Regions from separate parts of the Homo sapiens genome. Here region 2 is linked to region 1. The links are chromatin contacts, found by Hi-C or POLR2A ChIA-PET in ENCODE. All regions are on one chromosome and are shown on one strand. The core of a region is the stretch at or near the end of the contact, and the rest is flanking DNA. Distances in the headings are between cores, read along the strand shown. Region 1 has its middle 12 kb from the start of SNORA69. Region 2 holds the start of UBE2A (ubiquitin conjugating enzyme E2 A).

What was found. A loop is a pair of places that touch in the nucleus more often than their neighbours do. ChIA-PET counts read pairs that join two places held with the same protein, here RNA polymerase II (POLR2A). Pooled maps may share reads with other maps.
Region 2: a loop to region 1 is called in a pooled map, with 2.4 times the contacts of the local background. The contact joins the promoter of UBE2A here to the enhancer-like site in region 1. A Hi-C loop is called at or near these places in 3 of 50 pooled maps. POLR2A ChIA-PET finds 5 or more read pairs at or near these places in 12 of 52 experiments (AG04449, CD4-positive, alpha-beta T cell, CD8-positive, alpha-beta memory T cell and 8 more).

The regions. Positions count from the first base shown.
Region 1 is chrX:119,774,019-119,777,332 of GRCh38, forward strand. No RefSeq gene overlaps it. Among named protein-coding and RNA genes, the nearest start is that of SNORA69, 12 kb to the right of the region's middle. Within about 2 kb of position 1,658, at least 2 of the 41 ENCODE cell types and tissues checked have a DNase peak (open chromatin) inside an H3K27ac peak, as active enhancers do.
Region 2 is chrX:119,572,815-119,576,128 of GRCh38, forward strand. UBE2A (ubiquitin conjugating enzyme E2 A) reads left to right here and starts at 1,749. Exons shown (of 6, transcript NM_003336.4): 1 at 1,749-1,941; 2 at 2,087-2,167; 3 at 2,561-2,586. The coding sequence starts at 1,898. LOC124905208 (a long non-coding RNA gene) reads right to left here and starts at 1,681. Exons shown (of 2, transcript XR_007068307.1): 1 at 1,321-1,681. RefSeq lists enhancers at 1,521-2,021, 2,022-2,522 and a silencer at 1,980-2,149.

The DNA of each region.
Region 1 (3,314 bases), core at 408-2,907:
TGGAGGTAGCTGTGGGGTTACTGGAGGGTTTTTTTCTTTTCTTTTTTTTTTTTTGAGACAGAGTCTCGCACTGTCACCCAGGCTGGAGTGCAGTGGCGTGATCTCGGCTCACTGCAACCTCCCCCTCCCGGGTTCAAGCGATTCTCCTGCCTCAGCCTCCCGAGTAGCTGGGATTACAGGCGCCTACCACCATGCCCAGCTAATTTTTGTATTTTTAGTAGAGACGGGGTTTCACCATGTTGGCCAGGCTGGTCTCAAACTCCTGACCTCGTGATTTGCCTGCCTCGGCCTCCCAAAGTGCTGGGATTATAGGCATGAGTCACCGTGCCCGGCCAGGAGAGGGGTTTTATTTTGGCTTGGGAGGCACAGCTTGTTTGTGTAATGACACAAAGGACTCAAAAGAAAAGGAGAAGTAGGAAGACAGAGGAGTCAACACGAATAGTCAATGGATCAAAGCTCCCAAGAGGTGGGAAGGGATAAGGCAGAGCATAGGACTAGGAATTTGTCTCACAGAGGAGGAGACTCTGGAGTCAGACAGTCTGATTAGAGCTTAGTTCTACCACCTTCTAGCTGTGAGACCCTGGGTAAGTCACTCACTCTCCCTGAGTCTTACTTTCCTTGACTATAATACAATGGAATTGGCCAGGACTGGTGGCTCATGCCTGTAATCCCAGCACTTTGGGAAGCCAAGGCGGGTGGATCACAAGGTCAGGAGTTCAAGACCAGCCTGGCCAAGATGGTGAAACCCCGTCTCTACTAAAAATACAAAAATTAGCCAGGCATGGTGGCAGGTGCCTGTAATCCCAGCTACTCGGGAGGCTGAGGCAGAGAATTGCTTGAACCCAGGAGGCAGAGGTTACAGTGAGCCGAGATCGCACCACTGCACTCCAGCCTGGGTGACAGAGTGAGACTCCGTCTCAAGGGGGAAAAAAAAGGAATTATGAGTACCTGCCTCATAAATTTGGGCTGATCATTAAAGGAGATAATGCATGTAATATGCTTACCATTGTGTCTTGCACATAGGAACATTGCATAAATGGTAGCTGTTATTATTATAACAGGAGTGCAGGAGGAAAAAGAGGGCGCACATACAGGTGAGTTCACAGGTTTGGTTGCAGGAAGTTAAACACATTCTGTTTTTTCTTTTCTTTTTCTTTCTTTCCTTTCCTTTTTTTTTTCTTTTTTTTTTTTTGAGACAGAGTATTGCTCTGTCACCCAGGCTGCAGTGCAGTGGCAGGATCTTAGCTCACTGCAACCTCCGCTTCCTAGGTTCAAGTGATTCTCTTGCCTCAGCCTCCTGAATAGCTGGGATTACGGGCATGTGCCACCAAGCCCAGCTAATTTTTGTGTTTTTAGTAGAGACGGGGTTTCACCATATTGGCCAGGCTGGTCTTGAACTCCTGACCTCAGGTGATCTGCCTGCCTCAGCCTCCCAAAGTGCTGGGATTACTGGCATGATCCACCACGCCCAGCCTACTAACCTCGATGATTTCTTAAACCCAAACCTGATAGGCCACTGTCTACTTTTGAACTCTTTAATGTTTCTCTTGGCCTCAGGATAGAATTGAAGCTCTCACTTAAGACTTAGAGGCTCCTCGTGATCTGGCGTCTGCTTACCTCTCCAGCCTCATTCCTATTCACTACTTCCTGTTCGCATCCTCTTTCTTCACCCACGAATACATCCCCTTTCTACACTCCTGCCATGCAGTAACTTTCAGTTCCCGATCTCCCAGCTTTCTCTTGACTGGGCCTTTTCACAGTCTGTTTCCTCTGCATAGGACATGAACGTTCCACCCGGCAGCCTCAGCCGCAAAACCTAGCTCCTCGTGGGCCTCCAGGGCTCAGTTTGCTCTTCCTCAGTCCCTCCCGTGTTCGGTACAGGTTCCCAAGACCCTAGTGCCTTCCTTGCCGCAGCACTCTGCACTAGGAGCTGTGTCGGCACTGTCATCTGCCTCCATGTAGGCTGGGAGTCCAAGAAGATGTGGGCCTGTGGTTGTGGTTCACTGCTGCAGCTCAGCACCCAGCACAGATACAACACTATGTATCTGCCTCATAGTCTGAAACGGGTGTTTGAGAATGAACAAGTGGGAGTTGGAGGCAGCTGACCTTGAATTTAGATCCACAGGCTTTCTGATTTAACTAATAGTTGTGTTTTTTGTATTCATTTGCCTTCAGTTCCCATGCCCTTCTTCCTTTGGAGAGCCCCGTGGAAACAATTTTTCTTTTTTCTTTCATTTTTTGAAACAGAGTTTCACTTTGTCACCAGGCTGGAGTGCGGTGGCGCGATCTCAGCTTACTGCAACCTCTATTTCCTGGGTTGAAGCGATTCTCCTGCCTCAGCCTCCCAAGTAGCTGGGATTACAGGTGCCTGCCACCATGCCTGGCTAAGTTTTATAATTTTAGCAGAGATGGGGTTTCACCATGTTGACCAGGCTGGTCTCCAACTCCTGACCTCAAGCGATCCACCCGCCTCAGTCTCCCAAAGTGCTGGGATTACAGGCCTGAGCCACCATGCCCGGCCTGGAAACAGTTTTTCTAATGAACACCATGTTAGATGTACATTAGACAGTTACAAATGTGGCATTATAGGTTCATGATTTTAGAGGTTAGCGATCAAGTCCAATTTCCTCATTTCAAATGGAAGAAAACAGGTCCCCAAAGCTGTGGTGGCTTGTTAGTGGCAGGCTAGTTGTAGCTGTAAAACTGGGACTAAGCCTCAGATTTCTTGATACCAGTGCTCTTTCTCCTTTCCCATACCATGCTGTGATGGATTAAAGATGACCATAAGTCCTTTGATACTCTTCCCATTGAGAGGTGGCCTCTATCACACTTTCCCTTGAATCTGGATGGGTTCTGGAACTGCTTAGACCAAAAAAATACAGGAAAAGGGATAACCCAGTCTGGGTGGGACCAGCTACGTAATTTGTGGAGCCCAAACTGAAAATGTGAGACCCCTTTTAAGAAATTAAGAATTTCAAGAAAGACTGGGCGTGGTGGCTCACGCTTGTAATCCCAGCACTTTGGGAGGCCGAGGCCGGTGGATCACTTGAGGTCAGGAGTTTGAGACCAGTCTGGCCAACATGTTGAAACCCTGTCTCTACTAAAAGTACACAAAATTAGCCGGACATGGTGGTATGCATCTGTAATCCCGGCTACTCGGGAGGCTGAGGCAGGAGAATCGCTTGAACCCAGGAGGTGGAGGTTGCAGTGAGCCGAGATCACGCCATAGCTCTCCAGCCTGGGCAACACAACAAGGCTCCATCTCAGAAAAAAAAAAAAAAGGGATTTCAAGATAGCAAAATCAGAGCATCAAG
Region 2 (3,314 bases), core at 499-2,998, 200 kb before region 1:
ATATACTTGCTTTTGTAGATCTTGCTTTTGTTGATTTCATATGTGTGTATGTGTGTGTTAGTAGACTGCAAGTTCTTAGATGAGAGGAAAAAAAGTTTTTTTTTTTTAATTTTTGTACCCCCTTCCTACTACAGCCATAATGTGATGCTATTAGGGAGACTTGCCTTAACTGATATGTTGGAGTTAATGGGAGATAGAAATCCTTGACCATGAAAGTACCTGTTGTTAAGCAGCAGCTAGAATCACTACCATTGTCAAGTGCCTCCTGCTTCTCATGTTAGAAACAAATTCCTGCACATCTGATATCTTCTGGACATCTTCACGGGGATGTCTCACCAGTCCCATGAACTCAGTAAGTCCCACCCAAAATTTCCTTTTCCAAACTTGTCCCTCTCTCTCTATTCTGTAATTCTGTTAATGGCACCTTCAAAACCCCAGTTATCTCGGGGCTTAGAGTTTCAGCCACTGTTGACTCCTTCCTCTCTCTTGCCCCATATTCAGCCTGTTGCCAAGTCCTCCCCATTCATTCATATCCTCGCCTTTATTGTCACTGCCTGCTTCAGTATCTCGCACCTAGATACTGCAAGAGTCTCCTGCCTGCTCTCTTGAGACCAATCTCTGATAAGGACAGCTCTAATGATGTCACTTCCCTGCTCAATGGACTTCCAAGGAATCCATTAGCTTGGCATTCAAAACTCTTGATGACTTAACCCAAATCTACCTTTCTCCTATTTTCAATAATTTTTAAATGTGTATTATGCCTATCTTCTAAGTTATTTTGGGTTGACCTTTAAAAATTATCCTTTAAAACTGTTATTGCTTTTGCAGGTCCACGGACTGTGACTCTTCCTGCAACCTGCAGCTTTTCCACGTTCCTTTTACTTCAGACCCACTGTCCTTGCAACTCCCTGCAGTCGGATAGTCTCATATCTTGGACTCTTCTGAACATAAATAGCCGCTTGGCTTGTTGAACTACCAAGGGGAAATGTGGTTCCAGAGCCAAATTGTGAGTGCCCAAAACAAAACAGAACAAAACAAAACCCTACTCCGCCTGCCTTAAGCTCCCATTCCCTCCCACAGGACATACAACACTATTTCATTCTGCCCTGGGGTGATCATTGGCCTAAACGTTGAGCGCCCAATCCTGCATTCAATCCCACAGCCCCGCCCCGCCCCCCCGTCATAGTCAAGGCCGATTTATTCTTTTGATTTTCCGTGATTTTAACCAATCACTCCTCTCCCCACCCCTCCGACCCCAGTCTCCGGTGTCCGAAGGGGTTGTGCACCCTAGAGTTGCCGCTTTTTGAGAACCGGTTTTACCTCCGCCCACTCCTTCGTCCTCTAGTTTGGGACTTCCAAACTTCTCCCCTCTCCTCCCCGGGCATAGTGCGCGCTTTCATGAATGATCTGGTCACAAAACAAACAAAAACGAATAGAAAAAGAAAAAAAGAGAAAAAGAAAAAAAGCCGAAAACTTCCCAGGGTTTGCCTTAGAATTAGCAGGTGGGGATGGACCCCGTTCCACCACGAGCTCCTCCAGCGCCCGGGGCTCCGGCGTACCCTACGCCTCTGCGCTCGCGGCCCCGCCCCGGGCCTCCCGTGGGGCTTTAATGACATAAGCAACTTTCCTCGCGCACCCCCCGCCCCGTCTTGGTACGGCCTGTCCGGCGCTCGACGTTCCACCCCCCTCTCTCTGCTCTCAGGTTGGTTCAGCCCCCGTCTACACTGGGGTGGTGCTTAGCCGGCGCCAGACCGACCCTCGACTTCGGAGAGGCAGCGCGGTTCCTCTGGGTGCTTCCGCCTCCCCTTCTCCTGCTTCTCCAGCCTCTTCGGCCTCCTCGCCCGCCGCGGGAACCCGAGACCCCAGTGTATGCCCCACCCCTGACCCCGCTCGCGACATGTCCACCCCGGCTCGGCGGCGCCTCATGCGGGACTTCAAGAGGTAAACCGAGGGGACGGCCGAGGCCGGGGGTTGCGAGCTGGGGCACAGGGCGGGTCCCGAGGCGCGCCGGGCGGGGAGGGCTGGGGAGCGGCCGGGAGCGGGCGCCAGTGCCGGCCTAGGGGGACCCCTGTCTGTCTTCCCGAAGGTTGCAGGAGGATCCTCCAGCCGGAGTCAGCGGGGCTCCGTCCGAGAACAACATAATGGTGTGGAACGCGGTCATTTTCGGGTGAGTCTGCGTTCGTGGCGGTGGCGAGAAAACTGGGGACGCGAGCAGCTTCGGTCTGCGCTCCGGGGCGGGCCCCCCGCGGAGGCCGAGCGGGTAGGGGAAAATGTTTGGGTCTGGCTGGGCCTAGGCGCCTCCCCGGAGCCTGTGCCTCGATTAGCTCAGTTCCCGCTGCCAGGGGGAACCGCTTGGGGTTCTAGGGGGGCGGGGCGGGGAGTGGTGGCGGTTAGGCGCGGCGGCTTGCCCTGTGTCTCTGAGCCCGGGACATCCATTTGTAGTGGCTTCCGACCCCGGTAGCGGTGCTGGAGATGGCAGAGCTCGGGATAGCCATCTCAGATGAAGCAGGGAGAAGGGGGCCCCTTAAGTGGGAACTGACCATTTTTCTCTGTGTTGCAGGCCTGAAGGGACCCCGTTTGAGGATGGTAAGAGAGAGTTTCTTTACCCACTTTTCAGGAGCCTGGTCATCTGGGGAAAGGGTTCCCAGTCATCCTGGAAGTGTCTCCTGCTTAGGAACCTGCCTCTGCCTAGCCTCTGTCTGCTAAAGGCTTGAGTGGAATGCAGTGTGTGGCTGGTGGTTCTGGATATTGTATGCTTGACTAGAACTGCACCTTTCTTCTTGCTTTCTTAAAAAAAAAATCTGTGTAAGGCAGTCACTTTTTAAAAGGAGCAATCATAGCACTGGTATTAAGGATTTTTGAGGCTTGGGCTGTAATTCTGCTAAATTCAGCCCTCCATCACTGAATTAGTATAAACCCAACCAGTTGCTGATAGGCAGCAGAGACCCCAGAGACCATCTGGTTCAGAATTCTACCCCAAGGGCAGGAGTTGTGTTCAGCAGGTGCTTGGTAGATGTGTGTTGGATGTTGAGTGGATGCGAGAATCCCTTGCGTACAACTGTCTGGTTTCTACAATCTGACATTGAATGCCTGTCAGCCTCACTGCTCTAAGATGGTCTTAAATGCCTCATTTGAGTACAGTATTCTTTCTTATTTTTAAGTGAATTTGCAGTGTGTGCTTTCATCAAGACGTTATGATGAGTAATTTCAAAGCAGCTTCACAATTGAAGTTAGCCTTAATGTACCCTTTTGATCAGTGTCCTGCCTACCTGAAAGTACTACATGTACCAGTAGGTACATAATTTTTAATTGAT